Linked DNA regions of Homo sapiens: region 1 is linked to region 2. A link is an interaction called in ENCODE POLR2A ChIA-PET data of the cell type or tissue named here. Cell type or tissue: HepG2. All regions are shown on one strand. Each heading gives the region's core, and the rest is flanking DNA. Links, peaks and the distances in the headings are about the cores only. Region 1 holds the start of RPS8 (ribosomal protein S8). Region 2 overlaps MUTYH (mutY DNA glycosylase).

The links. Peaks named below come from ENCODE experiments on the same cell type or tissue, not always from the same donor. Only the 100,000 strongest peaks of a DNase experiment are listed, where the experiment ranks them.
Region 1: POLR2A ChIA-PET joins it to region 2 with 5 read pairs; 17 of 35 experiments call an interaction of 5 or more read pairs at or near these places.

Annotation. Positions count from the first base shown.
Region 1 is chr1:44,770,752-44,782,921 of GRCh38, reverse strand. RPS8 (ribosomal protein S8) reads right to left here and starts at 7,382. Exons shown (of 6, transcript NM_001012.2): 1 at 7,322-7,382; 2 at 6,782-6,888; 3 at 6,148-6,247; 4 at 5,133-5,308; 5 at 4,793-4,922; 6 at 4,143-4,346. The coding sequence starts at 7,325. The coding sequence ends at 4,237. SNORD55 (small nucleolar RNA, C/D box 55) reads right to left here and starts at 7,057; the gene lies at 6,984-7,057. It overlaps SNORD46 (small nucleolar RNA, C/D box 46), which reads right to left and starts at 6,430; the gene lies at 6,333-6,430. SNORD38A (small nucleolar RNA, C/D box 38A) reads right to left here and starts at 5,080; the gene lies at 5,010-5,080. It also overlaps SNORD38B, the pseudogene RPS15AP11 and a transcript of BEST4 not described here. RefSeq lists enhancers at 2,521-3,021, 3,022-3,522, 4,673-5,184, 6,759-7,048 and a silencer at 7,129-7,338. In HepG2, for the core only: no CTCF peak of the experiment used is centred there; no DNase peak of the experiment used is centred there.
Region 2 is chr1:45,334,857-45,338,960 of GRCh38, reverse strand. All of the region lies in intron 1 of MUTYH (mutY DNA glycosylase), which reads left to right. Among named protein-coding and RNA genes, the nearest start is that of MUTYH, 3.1 kb to the left of the region's middle. In HepG2, for the core only: no CTCF peak of the experiment used is centred there; a DNase peak (open chromatin) is centred at 2,850.

The sequences.
Region 1 (12,170 bases), core at 508-3,007, 550 kb after region 2:
GGAATTGTGATAAAACTATGCTCCTATACGATTCTTGCTTTTTAAATCCCAGTCTTCACCTAAAGAAATCAGTGAAGGCCAAAACTGAATATTAAGGCCACAGGATAAATGCCAGAACAGAGGAGGAAGACAGAGGGGGGACACTAGAGTGCAGTGAGTAGACTCCAGCCTCTGGCAGGGTCAGTTGACTGGATTCTAATGCTGGCTTTGCTTCTTTCCATCTGTATGTCCATGGGATAGTGAATATTTCTTATTTATTTATTTATTTATTTATTTATTTATTTATTTATTTGAGACGGAATCTTGCACTGTCACCCAGGCTGGAGTGCAATGGCCTGATCTCGGCTCACTGCAACCTCCACCGCCTGGGTTCAAGCAATTCTCCTGCCTCAGCCTCCCGAGTAGCTGGGATTACAGGTGTCCACCACCACGCCCGGCTAATTTTTTGTATTTTTAGTAGAGACCGGGGTGTCACCACGTTGTCCAGGCTGGTCTTTAACTCCTTACCTCAGGTGATCCACCCGCCTCAGCCTCCCAAAGTGCTGGAATTACAGGCGTAAGCCACCGCGTCTAGCCAATAGTGAATATTTCTAAGCCTCAGTTTCCAAATCTATAATGTGGAGACAGTAGCACCCCACAATGATGGCCATTCATTCACGAGGTATTTGAGGTTTTTTTTTTTTTTTCTGCAGCTTTTACAAGCCTTGTTCCATGGTGAGAACGGTCATCTGTGAAGGTGGTAGAAATGGAGAATGGATGGATTTCAAGACTTTAGAGAAAGAACCCACTGGTTTTATGGACAGATCTTGGCTCACTGCAACCTCCACCTCCCCAGGTTCAAGAGATTCTCATGCCTCAGCCTCTCAAGTAGCTGGGATTACAGGCACATGCCACCACACCCTGCTAATTTTTTGTATGTTTAGTAGAGATGGGGTTTCACCATGTTGGCCAGGCTGGTTTTTGAACTCCTGACCTCAAGTGATCCACCTGCCTCGGCCTCCCAAAGTGCTGGGATTACAGGCGTAAGCCACAATGCCTGGCCAAACTTCAAATTTAATAAAGTCTCAAGACTTTTTTCCCAATTAATCTTGCATATATTTGAGTACCCAGTATATGTCCATACACTTTTCCAGGTGCCAGAGACACAGCAGGAAACAAATATCCTTGTTTCCCTGGAGTACCATTCCAAAGGGAAAAGAGCAAACTTTGTCAGATTAAGGAATAAAGAGAAAAAACAGGCGAAGTGTAAGACAGTTCAGAGGGGCGACTGCAACTTAGAATATTGTGATCCGGCAAGAATTCACTAGGATGGCATAGCAAAGACCTGGAGGGAATGAACCATGTGGGGTTTTTTTTGTAGAAACAGGGTCTCACTTTGTTGCCCAGGTTGGTCTCAATCTCCCAGCCTCAAGCAATCCTCCTGCCTTGGCCTCTGCCTCCCAAAGTGCTGGGATTACAGGCATGAGCCACCATGCCCAGTGTCCAGCCCCAAGTGGATATTTGAAGGAGCGTGCCTAACAAAGGGAATAGCATGTGTACATGTATGTTCAGTAAACTAGGATGGTTGTGTGGTTGATGGAGGGAGTCACTATAGAAGGAGCTAGGTCACATCAAGTCATAATACTTGGTAAGGATTTTCATTGATGAGATAGGAAGCTGTTGCATTAAAAATATAATCTTGGTGGGGTGCAGTACCTCACATGTGTAATCCCAACACTTTGGAAGGCCAAGGCAGGAGCATTGCTTGAGGCCAGGAGCTCAGGATTAGCCTGGGCAACAAGAAACCCCATCTCTACAAAAAAATAAAATGATTATTCTGGGCCCTGCACCACAGCTGTAGTCCCAGCTACTCAGTAGATTGAGGCTGCAGTGAACAATGATCGATCCGCTGCACTCCAGCCTAGTGTGAGATCCTGACTCTTGAAACTGAGGAACATGGCAGGTGGGGGCAGACAAGAGCTCAGTTTTGAAAATGCTGGCCTTTGGGAGCCCTATTAAAATATCCAAGCACAAAGCTGGGCGAGTGGCTCATGTCTATAATCCCAGCACTTTGGTAGGCCAAGGCGGGTGGATCACTTGAGGACAGGAGTTGGAGACCACCCTAGCCAACAGTGAAACCCTCTCTACTAAAAATACAAAAAGTGGCCCATAACTCCGTGCGCTCTCCCCTCCCGTCCTCTTTCCGCCATCTTTCCACGCCGTCACAATGGTGCGCATGAATGCCCTGGCAGATGCTCTCAAGAGCATCAACAATGCCGAAAAGAGAGGCAAACGCCAGGTGCTTCTTAGGCCATGCTCCAAAGTCATCGTCCAGTTTCTCACTGTGATGATGAAGCATGGTTACATTGGCGAATTTGAAATCACTGATGATCACAGAGCTGGGAAAATTGTTGTGAACCTCACAGGCAGGCTAAACAAGTGTGGAGCGATCAGCCCCAGATTTGATGTGCAACTCAAAGATCTGGAAAAATGGCAGAATAATCTGCTTCCATCCCGCCAGTTTGATTTCATTGTACTGACAACCTCAGCTGGCATCATGGACCATGAAGCAAGACGAAAACACACAGGAGGGAAAATCCAGGGATTCTTTTTCTAGGGATGTAATACATATATTTACAAATAAAATGCCTCAAGGACAAAAAAAAAAAGTGAGCTGGGCATGGCAGTGCACACCTAGTAATTCCAGCCGCTCAGGAGGCTGAGGCATGAGAATTGCTTGAACCCAGGAGGCGGAGGTTGCAGTGTGCTGAGATTGCACACCACTGTAATCCAGTCTAGGCAACGGAGTGACTATCTAAAAAAACCCAAAAAGCAGGCCGGGTGCGGTGGCTCACACCTGTAATCCCAGCACTTCGGAAGGCCGAGGTGGGCAGATCACGTGAGGATGGGAGTTCGAGACCAGCCTGACCAACATGGAGAAACCCCGTTTCTACTACAAATACATTATCTGGGCATGATGGTGCACGCCTGTAATCCCAGCTACTTGGGAGGCTGAGGCAGGACAATCGCTTGAACCTGGGAGGTGGAGGTTGTGGTGAGCCAAGATCCCGCCATTGCACTCCAGCCTGGGCAACAGAGCCAGACTCTGTCTCGAAAAACAAAAAACCCAAGTGCAAAGCTGGGTGTGGTGGCTTATGCCTGAAACCTAGCGCTTTGGGAGGCAAAGGTGGTAAGATTGCTTGAGCCCAAGATTTCAAGACCTGGGCAATGAAGTGAGACCCTGTCTCTACCAAAAAAAATAATTTAAAAAAATGGGTATAGGCCAGGCATGGTGGCTCACGCCCGTAATCCCAGCACTTTGGGAGGCCAAGGCAGGCAGATCATCTGAGGTCAGGAGTTCAACACCAGCCTGACCAACAGGGAAAAACCCTGTCTCTACTAAAAATACAAAATTAGCTAGGTGTGGTGGCGCATGCCTGTAACCCCAGCTGCTCGGGAGGCTGAGGCAAGAGAATCCCTTGAACCCAGGAGGCAGAGGTTGCGGTGAGGCGAGATCACGCCATTGCACTCCAGCCTGGGCAACAAGAGCAAAACTTTGTCTCAAAAACAAAACAAAAAGGGGTGTAGTGCCTATTGTCTCAGCTACTTGGCAGGCTGAGGCAGTATTACTTGAGCCCCGATGTAAAGGCTGCAGTGAACCATGATCATGCCACTGCACTCCAGCCTGGGTGACAGAGACTGTCTCAAAAAAAGAAAAAAAAAAAAAATCCAAGTGCAGATGTCAGGCAGGTCAGGACTAAAGATAAGTGTTTGACAGGGCAAGTTTAAGTCAAAGAAGTGACCCTTGGAGACCAAGCAAGGCAGAAATCACTGTTAATCTTACAATGGGTACAAGATCCTTAAAATTTTTTATAAGCAATATAGCCTGAGATTCTAATCATGACTCAGCCAGCACAATATTACTGAACCCCAAGGTTGGGATACCCCCTCATAGCCTCTGCCACATCCCTATCCCCACCAAAATGTGGTGAGAAATGTTCCCACTATAGACATAGCCCACATAATAAATCTGGCCTTCAGGGACATGGAGTTGAGAACAGGGACTTTACAGTGTGGTGAGCCTGGCTCAGGACAGTAGGAGGCAGAGGTTAAGGCAAGGGGTTGCAGCCACCCACCCAGATCAGTTTTGCAGGGCAAGGAAATAAAGCAGAGAAAACAGTCATATATTCAGGCAACATAAATGTGGGAACAAAACAATAAACACCTTTATTACATGGGTGAAGACAAAACAAGGATTTATTTGCCTTTGCGGGCCTTGATTTTCCTAAGATAGAACTCCAACTCTTTGCCCTCTAGCACATAGCCATCTGCTCGGCCACACTGTCCCGGCCTTGAAGCGATGCACGCTGCAAGAGAGTAGGTGATCCTTAGCACAACGACAAGGTGGCCCTACCCAAACCTCTCCACCCGCTTAAGAATCTCTGTGGGTTCAGGTACCCTGGGGGCAAGCATGAAGCCAGCTGTCTCCTCAGACACACTTTATCTTCACTTACTGTCAGTAGCAGAACTGGACAAAGTTTTCATCACTGAGACAGCCCCCTCAGCCTGGGCAGAGACTTCCCCAAATACAAAGACTCCAAGCACGGGCCTATGCAGACTCTTCTACCCAATGCTTCCCATTTCAGCTTCATACGAATAGGGTGACCAAACGTTCCCCTTTGTGCTCGCAGCCTGTTATCAGTGAACCCTTTAGACTGCATGGCTGGCAGTCAAAGGAACTGAGACAAGGGAAAAGTGCCTCGGCACACTCAATCTCTGCGACTCCCCACCTCCAACACAACAGCCTTCTCACCAAGAAGCTTGCCCTGCTGGAACTGCTCCTCCAGGAGACTGCTGATTTTGGCATTCTTTTTCCTTTCATCATATTTCTTCTGAATTTTTTTAGATCGTTTTTTGTTTAAAATCTCTTCTTCCTCAGGAGTCTGAAAAGGGGATACAAATATATGAGCTCAGGGAAGGAAGGCAGGCCCTGGGAGCTTTCTCGAACCCTGCACACCCCAGTGCTGGCCTTCCTCAGCCTAAAAGGCTCTCATCTCTCTCCCTTCAGTAGCAGAACTGGACAGAGTTTTCATCACGAGAAGGCTGGAGTCAGGCTGCCCTCCCCACAACCCCTACAGGGAAGTAACACGCACCAGCTTGGCTCCCTTCTTGCGGCCCAGGGGCAGCGCATAGTGGGACTCGTACCACTGTCGGTACGGTGTGCTGTCGATGAGCACGATGCAATTCTTCACCAGGGTCTTGGTACGAACCAGCTCGTTATTAGATGCATTGTAGACAACATCGATGATCCTTGTTTTACGAGTACAACCTGCTCACAGGAGAAATTTGGCATCAAGTAAACTGGAGGACAAATGGCCCTGGCACACTCCTCCAGGTTCTTCAGCCCCATGAGGCCTTAAGGAGAAATAAGGGAACTCTCAGCCTTTACAAGCCATGGGGCATCAGTTCGTCTTCCACAACCCCCTAACCCACGTTTCTAGTTATGTTTGGCAACCCGCAGTCTTTACCAGCCCCAATCTCTCAGGCTGCAGAGTTCAGAAAGATCAGAGCAGGTCGGGCACGGTGACTCACGCCCGTAACCCCAGCACTTTGGGAGGTCAAGGCGGGTGGATCACTTAAAGCCAAGAATTTGAGACCAGCCTGGCCAACATGGTGAAACCCCGTCTCTACTAAAAATACAGAAGCAGCCGGGTGTGATGGCACACGCCTGTAATCCCAGCTTCTTGGGAGGCTGAGGCAGGAGAATCACTTCAACCCAGGAGGCGGAGGCTGCAGTGAACCAAGATCACGCCACTGGCACTCCAGCCTGAGCAACAGAGACCCAATCTCAAAAAAAGAGATTGGAGCAGGACAGCCTGGGTGGAGAGAACTCCCCAGCTACCTTAAGATCTTTCAGCAAGGAGAAACTTCAAATGCCTTGGTCTAAGCCACAGACTACTTGCTAAAAGCACTTGAATCTTTTTTTTTACTGAGAGTCTCGCTCTGTTGCCCAGGCTGGACTCGAACTCCTGACCTCAGGTGATCCGCCCGCCTCGGCCTCCCAACGTGCTGGGCTTATAGGCGTGAGCCACCGCGCCAGGCCCACTTGGTGAATCTTAAGACCGTTTAGGTGCGTTTTCCCACCCACTCCCAAAGGGCCTCACTCACACTCTGAGCCCCAGGAGAAATTCCCCACGTCCAACCTCAGGGCACGGTATTTCTTGTTACCTCCCCGCACACGGACTGTGTGGATGCGGCGGGGGCCAATCTGGAAAACACAAGGTTACAGGAACTAGGTTACCAAGGAGAGCAAGGCAAGTGAGGGAGAGGAACCTGGGCCGGGAGGAGGCAACAGTCAGTGTAACTATGACAAGTCCTTGCATTGGCAAGTGGCACACAGGTGACCAAGACGGCCACAACCACGCCTAAGGATTCTTTTTCATCACCCTACTTGCCTCCAAGAGGAAAGCCTGACCCCAAATGCTGAAAATTAAGCCTCTGTAAAAAAAACAAGACTAGGCTTCTGACTATGACGCGAGGCGCCACCCTCTCCAGAAGCTCAAGTCCCCACACAGTATCCTTCTCTCTGAAATCCTAAGCTCCAGGTTTGGGGGCCTGAGGGAGCATTCCCTCTTTGGTACTTACTTATCCAACAGCTAAAGGGGGACAGGACACCCAGGCCCTACTACAGAGAAATCAGAGCCCAAGAAAGAACGCACAACTGTCACACGGAAAGACCCGAGCACGCTGGAGAGCGGGGGAAGGCGACCTCCCAGGCGGACAGGCCCACGCTCGCACCCACCTTGGTGTTGGCAGCTGGGCGCCCCAACTCATACTTCCGCTTCTTGTGGTAGGGCTTTCTCTTGCCCCCGGTTTTGCGGCGCTTGTGCCAGTTGTCCCGAGAGATGCCTGCATGTGGAAGCGGGGAAGGAAGCTTGAGCCACTGTGACTCGGTGCTAGCGACTCGCCAGCTCCCGGAGACCCCCGCGCCGGGCCGGTCGCACGCTCAGCTCTCCAAGGTTGGCTTCCCCACCGCGCACTCGGGAGTATGCAGCATTACCGAGTTGTCATCATACACGTGCGGCCAGGCCGGGGCCTCCTCCTCGCGGCAGCCATGTTGGCGCCGCTCGGAGCCCGCAGCCCGCGGCCCGGAACCCGGAGCCCAGAGCCTTCGCAGCCCCCAGAGACGGGCTGGGCGGCCGAAACCCGAGGGCCACCACTCCTCGTGGCTGTCCCTGGCCGGGGGTCGGGGCGTCTGGACTCCTCAGTAGGCTGTGAAGCAGGATGGGGCCTGATTGAGCTCAACCTCCCTTCACCCGCCTCAATGCAGAGCGACACTCACCCATCGCTCGGCGCTGGCTGGAAAGAGAAACCGCAAAGATTCACGGTTCGGTTTGTAAAACGCTGCCCCGCCCCTTTACTTTACGTTGTTTCTGAGCGCCGAAACAACGTCGGGCGACGAGACTTACGTGTCAGCTGCCGCGCCTAGGGCCACGAGCCTAGGAGGGTCTCGCAGGCTGCTGACCTCTGCCGACCCCCGGCGACTCGCCTCCGACCCTGGGCTGGGGGAAGGGGGTCTGCGGCGTCGGCAGATCTGGGCGTGTTTAGACTAGTTTCAGAGGCTGCTGCGGTCGTTTAGGATGAGATGTGGGTGCGGCTGCGTTGAAAAAGAGTGGAAGGCAATGGAATTGGAAACGAGTGTGGACTTGGGTTTTGTTTTGAAGGGTTTGGTGGTAGATTGGACATGGGGATTGAGGGAGAGGGCGGTGTCAAGGATTCCTAAGATTGTCACTTGATCAATCGGATAAATATTGGGGCCATTTACTGAGATGGGGTAGGCTAAGGTAGGAGCTGTTCTGGACACGTTCATTTTGAGATCTTGCTAAGTCATGTTGAGTGGGACTAACAGATAGGAAGCTGAATATTAATGACTGGTCATCCTTATAAGGGATCTGCACCGAAGATGTTATTTTGGGAATCGTTGGCTTATAAATGGTAATTAAAGCCACCAGAATGAACGGAACTTAGGAAGAGAGTATAAAGGAGGGATCAGCTAACTTTTCTGAGCTAGAAGGATATCTATTTTTTAATTAAAAAAAATTTTTAGGCCTGGCGCGGTGGCTCACGCCTGTAATCTCAGCACTTTTGGGAGGCGGAGGCGGGCGGATCACGAGGTCAGGAGTTCGAGACCAGCCTGGCCAACATGGTGAAACCGCGTGTCTACTAAAAAAATACAAAATTTAGTTGAGCATGGTGACGCACACCTGTAATCCCAGCTACTCAGGGAGGCTGAGGCAGGAGAATCGCTTGAACCAGGGAGCTGGAGGTTGCAGTGAGCCGAGATCGCACCACTGCACTCCAGTCTGGCGACAGAGCGAAACTCCGTCTCAAAACAAAACAAACAAACAAAACAAAATTAGCCGGGCGTGGTGGCGGGCGCCTGTAATTCCAGCAACTCCGTCTGGAGGCTGAAGAAGGAGAATCACTTGAACCGGGAGGTGGAGGTTCCAGTGAGCCGAGATGGCACCAATGCACTCACTCCAGCCTGGGTGATGGAGTAAAACTCTGTCTCAAAAAAATAAAATACACAAGTTATTATTGATTATAGTCACCCTGTTTTGCTATCAAATAGTAGGTCTTATTTATGATGATATTTTATTTTTGTACCCATTAGCCATCCCCACCATCCCCACTTCCCCCTACCCTCCCACTACCCTTTCTAGCCTCTGGTAACCATCCTTCTACTCTCTAGGACCATGAGTTCAATTGTTTTGATTTTTAGATCCCACAAATAAGTGAGAACATGCGATTCTCTTTGCATAAGTGTGTTTTTCTGTGCCCAGCTTATTTCACTTAACATAATGACCTTCAGTTCTACCCATGATGTTGCAAATGACGGGATCTCATTCTTTTTTATGGCTGAATAGTAATCCATTGTACATATGTACCACATTTTATCCATTCATCTTTTTTTTTCTTTTGAGACGGAGTCTTGCTCTGTCACCCAGGCTGCAGTGCAGTGGCATGATCTCAGCTCACTGCAACCTCTGCCTCCCAGGTTCAAGCAATTCTCCTGCCTCAGCCTCCTGAGTAGTTGGGATTACAGGCATGCGCCACCATGCTTGGCTAATTTTTGTATTTTTAGTAGAGATGGGGTTTCACCATGTTGGCCAGGCTGGTCTCGAACTCTTGACCTCAGGTGATCTGCCCACCTCAGCCTCCCAAAGTGCTAGGATTACAGGCGTGAGCAACCACACCTGGCGCCATTCGTCTTTTTTAACTTTAATTTTAATTTTTTTTGAGACAGTCTCGCTCTGTTGCCCAGGCTGGAGTGCAGTGGTGCGATGTTGGCTCGCTGCAACCTTCATCTCCTGGGTTCAAGCAATTCTCCTGCCTCAGCTTGCCAAGTAGCTAGGGTTACAGGCATGGGCCACCATGCCAGCAAATTTTTGTATTTGTAGTACAGATGGGGTTTCACCATGTTGGCCAGGCTGGTCTTGAACTCCTGACCTCAAGTGATCTGCCCGCCTACGCCTCCCAAAGTGCTGGGATTACAGGAGTGAGCCACCGCGCCCAACCTGATTTCCTTTCTTTTGAGTATATACCCAGCAGTGCAGGAACCTCCAAACTGTTCTCCATGGTGGTTGTACTAATTTACATTCCCAACAACAGTGTACGAGCGTTCCCTTCTCTCCACATCCTCGCCAGCATTTGTGATTGCCTGTGTTTTAGAAATAAGCCATTTGAACTGGGGTGAGATGATATGGTAGTTTTGATTTGCATTTCTCTGATGATCAGTGATGTTGAGCACCTTACATATGCCTGTTTGCCATCTGTATGTCTTCTTTTGAGAAATGTCTATTCAAATCTTTTGCCCATTTTTTGATCAGATTATTAGTTTTTTCCTGCTTAGAGCTGAGCTCCTTAAATATTCTGGTTGTTAATCCCTTGCCAGATGGGTAGTTTGCAAATATTTTCTCCCATTCTGTGGGTTGTCTCTTTACTTTGTTGATTGTATCCTTTGGTGTGCAGAAGCTTTTTAACTTGATGTGATCCCATTTGTCCATTTTTTGCTTTGGTTGCCTGTGCTTATGGGGTATTGTTCAAGGAATTTTTGCCCAGACCAATATCCTGGAGATTTCCCCCAGTGTTTTCTTGTAGTAGTTTCATAGTTTCATAGTTTGAGGTCTTAGATTTAAGTCTTTAATCCATTTTGATTTGATTTTTGTGCAGTGCTGTACATGTTCAGAGAAACTTCCCTAGCAACAAACTATAGAAATGATCCCTAAAGTATAGTGTTTAACATTTCTTATAAAGAATATGTAGGAGGCCGGGGTGGTGGCTCACGCCTGTAATGCCAGCATGTCGGGAGGCTGAGGCAAGTGTATCACGAGGTCAAGAGATCAAGACCATCCTGGCCAACATGTTGAAACCCCGTCTCTATTAAAAATACAAAAATTAGGCCGGGCGCGGTGGCTCACGCCTGTAATCCCAGCACTTTGGGAGGCTGAGGCGGGCAGATCACGAGGTCAGGAGATCAAGACCATCCTGGCTAACACGGTGAAACCCCATCTCTACTAAAAATACAAAAAATTAGCCAGGCGTGGTGGCGGACACCTGTAGTCCCAGCTACTCGGGAGGCTGAGGCAGGAGAATGGCGTGAACCCAGGAGGCGGAGCTTGCAGTGAGCCAAGATAGCGCCACTGCACTCCAGCCTGGGCGACAGAGAGAGACTCCGTCTCAAAAAAAAAAAAAAAACAAACCAAAAATTAGCTGGGTGTGGTGGTGCGCACCTTAGTCCCAGCTACTTGGGAGGCAGGAGAATCGCTTGAACCCGGGAGGCGGAGGTTGCAGTGAGCCAAGACCACGCCGTCACACTCCAGCCTGGCGACAGAGCGAGACTCCATCTCAAAAAAAAAAATATGTAGGAGCCAGGCATGGTGGTATGTGCCTGTAGTCCTAGCTGCCCGGGAGGTTGAGGCTGTAGGATTGCTTGAGCCTGCAATTCAGGGTCACAGTGAGCTATGATCATGCCACTGCACTCCAGCCTGGGCAACAGAGCAAGACCCTGTCTCAAAAAAAAAAAAAAAAGAAAAGAAAAAAGAAAATAATTGACCTAAGCAGCCTCTCCAGCTGCCTATTAAAAAAAAAAAAAAAGAAAGAAAAAAATACAAGAAAAAACATAGGTCCAAGGCTTTAGGAATATCTACATTTCGGCTGGGTGCGGTGGCTCACGACTGTAATCTCAGCACTTTGGGAGGCCAAAATGGGCAGATCACCTGCGGTCAGGAGTTTGAGACCAGTCTGACTAACACGGCAAAACCCCGTCTCTACTAAAAATAACAAAATTAACCAGGCGTGGTGGCACACGCCTGTAATCCCAGCAACTCAGGAGGCTGAGGCAGGAGAATCGCTTGAACCCAGGAGGCAGAGGTTGCAGTGAGCTGAGATCGCACCATTGCACTCCAGCCTGGGCAACAAGAGCGAAACTCCATACCCACCCCGCAAAAAAACAAAGGAATGTTGTCATTTCAAGGCCAGATAGAGAAAGATAGCTGGCAAAGGACACAGAAAGAGAAATTAGAGTGACTAGAGGAAAGCCAACACAGGGTGCTGCCGTAGCTTAATGCTGCTGTGAATGCTAGTTAAAATGAGACTAAAAAGTGATTATTAGGCCAGTGCGGTGGCTCACGCCTGTAATCCAGCACTTGGGGATGCCAAGGGGGTGGATCACCTGAGGTTAGAAGTTCGAGACCAGCCTGGCCAACATGGCGAAACCCCATCTCTACTAAAAATACAAAAATTACCTGGGTGCAGTGGTGGACACCTATAGTCCCAGCTACTCTGGAGGCTGAGGCAGGAGAATCGCTTGAACCTGGGGGGCAGAGGTTGCAGTGAGCCGAGATCACTCCACTGCACTCTAGCCTGGACGACAGGAGCAAAACTCCGTCTCAAAGAAAAAAAAAAAGGTGATTATTGGATTTAGTAACCCGAAAGTCCTTGGTGATATTGGCGAGAGCAGTTTCTGTACAGTACAGTGGGAAAAAACTTGAAATAGAATGGGAAGTTAAAAAATCCAATGTATGTAGACAATTATTTTGAGAGGTATGACTTTAAAGGGGAAAGAGAGAATTAGGTTGTTGGCTGGAAAGGAATGTAGAGCAGAAGGGTAGTGTTTTCTTTTTTTTTTT
Region 2 (4,104 bases), core at 1,552-4,051:
ACCTTGTCTCTACAAAAAGAAAATTAAAAATTAGTTGGGCATGGTGGTGCGCACCTGTAGTCCCAGCTACAGGAGGCTGAGGTGAGAGGATGGCTTGAGCCCAGGAGGTCGAGGCTGCAGTGAGCCATGTTCTTATTGCACTCCAGCCTGAGTGGCAGAGCAGCAAAGTGAGGGACACACTGTCTCTAAAAACAAAACAAACAAACAAAAAAAAAACAAAAATAAAAAAACTCTTTGGATTTCTCCTATCCTAAAAAAGGGAAACTCTTTTGACTATCCCCCATCCCATTAATTCATTTAACAGGTATCTATTGTGTACAGTTTACCTGGCACTGACTTTGGACACACACCAATCAACAAGAGAATCAGTCCTTGCACTCAAGTCGTTTTTTACAGTCAAATTCAGGAAGTACACACTGATGGAAAGAATCAAAGTAATGTAAAATTACATTAGGTAAGAGCTACAAGGCAGAAATATGTGATAGGATAAGATGAGGGGACCTGATTTGGACATTTCAGTCAAGACTTGAAAAATGATAAGGTGTTAGGTAAAAGCATAAAAGAGTCCAAACAGAGGAAATGGATTGTGTGAGGCCCCAAGGTGGGCAGACACACTTGAGGTGTTTAAGCAACTAAATTCAGTCAACCTTGGCTAGAGCATAGTGAGGGGATGAGGCGGATGGTGCCCGGATCACTGGACCTGCAAGGCTGTAGTAAGAGGACTGCCTTCTAAGAGCAAGGGTGTGGCAGCCAAATCCCTCCAATGGCCTATAAGGTACTTTGTGACCCTCCTCTCCCCACCTCATCTGGTTTACTTCTCTGACCTCTTCTACCACTCAGTCCCATCTCATTCCATTCTAACCACATTGACCTACTTACTGTACCACAGACATACCAGGCACCCTCCTTGGGGCCTTTGCACTCACTTAGAATGCTTTGGGTCTACCTTGACCACAGTCTTTAAAATTGCAACATTAAACCCCACCTTGGCACTCTTTTTTTTCCCCTCTTGGTCTAATTTTTGCTTTTTATGCTAATATTTATCACCTAACATCTTATGGAATTTACTTATGTTCATTATTCCTTTTCTGTCCCCATTAGAATATAAGCTCCCTGAGGGCAGGAACTTTTGATGTTTTATTTACTGAAGTATGCCAAGTGCCTAAAACTGCTTGGCACATATTAGGGGGCTCTATAAATATTTGCTCAATCTTTTTTTTTCTTTAAGAGACAAGGTCTTGCTGAGCCCAGGGTGGAGTGCAGTGGCACAATCATAGCTCACTGCAGCCTCGACCTTCTGGGCTCAAGCTGTTCTTCACTTCAGCCTCCAGAGTAGCAGGATTACAGTGTTGAGCCACCACAACCAGCTTGCTCAAGAATTTAATGACCCATAGTAAAGGCCTACAGTATTTAAAAAAGAAAGAAAAAGGAAAAAAGGAAGGAAGGAAAGAGGGAGGGAGAAAAAAAGAGAAAAGAAAGAAAATAAAAGAATATAATGGGGTGTCACCAGGCGCCGTGGCTCATGCCTGTATCCCAGCACTTTGGGAGGCCGAGGCGGGTTGATTGCTTGAGCTCTGGAGGTGGAGACTAGCCTGGGCAACATGGTGAAACCCTGTCTCTAACAAAAATACAAAAATTAGCTGGATGTGGTGGTGGTGTGCGCCTGTGGTCCCAGCTGCTTGGAGTTGGGGTGGGGTATTGGGGTGGGAGGATTGCTTGAGCCGAGGAAGCAGAGGTTGCAGTGAGCCAAGATCACACCACTGCACTCCAGCCTGGGTGACAGAGTGAGACCCCATCCCAAAAAAAAAAAAAAGAATGGGAAACCATTGAAGGTTATAAGGAAGGAAGTGACGTGATCTGGAAAAGATTCCTTTGCTCTTTGGAGAATAGATTGTAGAATGAATGTGGAAGTAAGCAGGTTTGGTGAAGGAAGTTTGGCTATGAAGGGAAGGAGGGTGGGATTTGATTGTGTTACGAGCCAAGGGGAAAATCTTTCCCTTTGCCCTCTGAAGATCTGCTGAAAAATCAGCTCACAAAAGGCAGGTTAACTGGAGAAAAGGCATACAAATTTATTAACATGCACATTGGGAGAACCATAAAGTGATTACCCATCTCCCTACAGAGTTCGTGAGTTTATATACCATCTGGCAAAACAGATTATGGGAGGGGTGTCTCACGTGTGTCCATGTGAAGAGACCACCAAACAGGCTTTGTCTGAGCAACAAGGCTGTTTATTTCACCTGGGTGCAGACAGGCTGAGTCTGAAAAAAAGGAGTCAGCAAAGGGTGGTGGAATTATCATTAGTTCTTATAGGTTTTGGGATAGGCATTGGAGTTAAGAGCAATGTTTTGGGGGCAGGGGGTGGATCTCACAAAGTACATTCTCAAGGGTGGGGAGATTATAAAGAACCTTCTTAAGGGTGGGGGGGAGATTACCAAGTACATTGATCAGTTAGCGTGGGGCAGAAACAAATCACAGTGGTGGAATGTGATCAGTTAAGGCTATTTTCACTTCTTTTGTAGATCTTCAGTTGCTTCAGGCCATCTGGATGTATAAGTGCAGGTTACTGAGGATATGATGGCTTAGCTTGGGCTCAGAGGCCTGACAAGGGGTAGAAGAGAAATTCTGTTTTTCTGTTTTTGTAGAGACGGGGTCTTGCTATGTTGCAAGCCTAATCTCGAACTCCTGGGCTCAAGTAATCCTCCTGCCTTGGCCTCCCAAAGTGCTGGGATTACAGGCCTGAGCCAGCATGTCCAGCTCTATTTGTTTTTAAATAAACCGAACTTTGGCCAGAAGGAGATTCTGTTGAAGGGCAATAAAGGATTACTAGAGAGAATGGAATGGGGACAGAGGTTGACTTGTTAATAGTTCTCTTTGGAATTTGAGTGATCCTGAGGTACACAATACCTGTGAAAGGGTTTGTTCAGGTGTGGTTACATGTTAGTCTTATTGGGAGGGGAAGAAAAAACAAGTATTCTTTTTAGTGAGTTTGGACTTTAGGCAGATAAAGAGTTCCAGAGAACAACTTTATCCTGGCTTTGGGAGAGTCTGGGGTGGAAGGATCAGAGAGACCTTGCGGCTTCTTGAGTTCAGCATGTCAGAGGGCCATATTTTGGGGTATTGGTTTCTTTTCTTTTCTTTTTTTTTGAGACAGAGTCTTGCTCTGTCTTTGTTGCCCAGGCTGTGCAGTGGCATGATCTCAGCTCACTGCAAGCTCTGCCTCCTGGGTTCAAGCGAGCACGTCTGGCTAATTTTTTTGGATTTTTAGTAGAGATGGGGTTTCGCCATGTTGGCCAGGCTGGTCTCGAACTCCTGGCCTCAAGTGATCTGCCTGCCTTAGCCTCCCGCAGTGTTGGGATTACAGGCATGAGCCACCGTGCCTGGCCTGGGGTATTAGTTTCTGAGTTCCAACAGTTAGACGGGATTGGAGGAGCAGGACCCTGAAGAGGAGGAGGGTAAGACAGTGCAAATGGAGGTAGATTTGAAGTTGGTTTTTTTTTTTCTGAAGGAGGAGGCAAGCTCTTTTGATGAAAATGAGGTGGTAAAGTCAAAGGTTTGGGGGGAGAGTTTGATACAGAGGCTTAGCAGGGACTGCATTTTATCACAGTATAAGAATGCTGGTCGTGGATTTGAAAGAACAAGTCGCTTAATCTCCATAAACCTCAATTTCCTTATAACTAAGGTGGAGGTGATACTAGTACATACCTCATAGAGTCACCAGGAGATTGAGAGATCCGGTAAAGCTCTTCATGGGGTCTGACATAGAGTAGGCACTCACAAAATATCAACTAATTTTAGCTGTTAGAGAAAAGGCGGCCATTATAACAGTTAGGGAGCAGTGAAAATCAACCAGGCACATTTTCTCATTGTTGATGGTCAGCCACCTATGGTTTACTAGATTAGGAATAAAAATAGCTAATCTCTGTTCTCCCACTGATTTGCCATCTGTTCTCAGACAGATCTTTTGTCCCTCTGATCCTTGGTTTCTTCTAGGATAAAATGAAGGTTTTGGACTTAATGACTACTACAGGCTGTTTCAGTGTAACCATGCTACATCTCTAAGAGGCAGAGAAACCGCCTACCCCCATTCTCCCAGACACACCT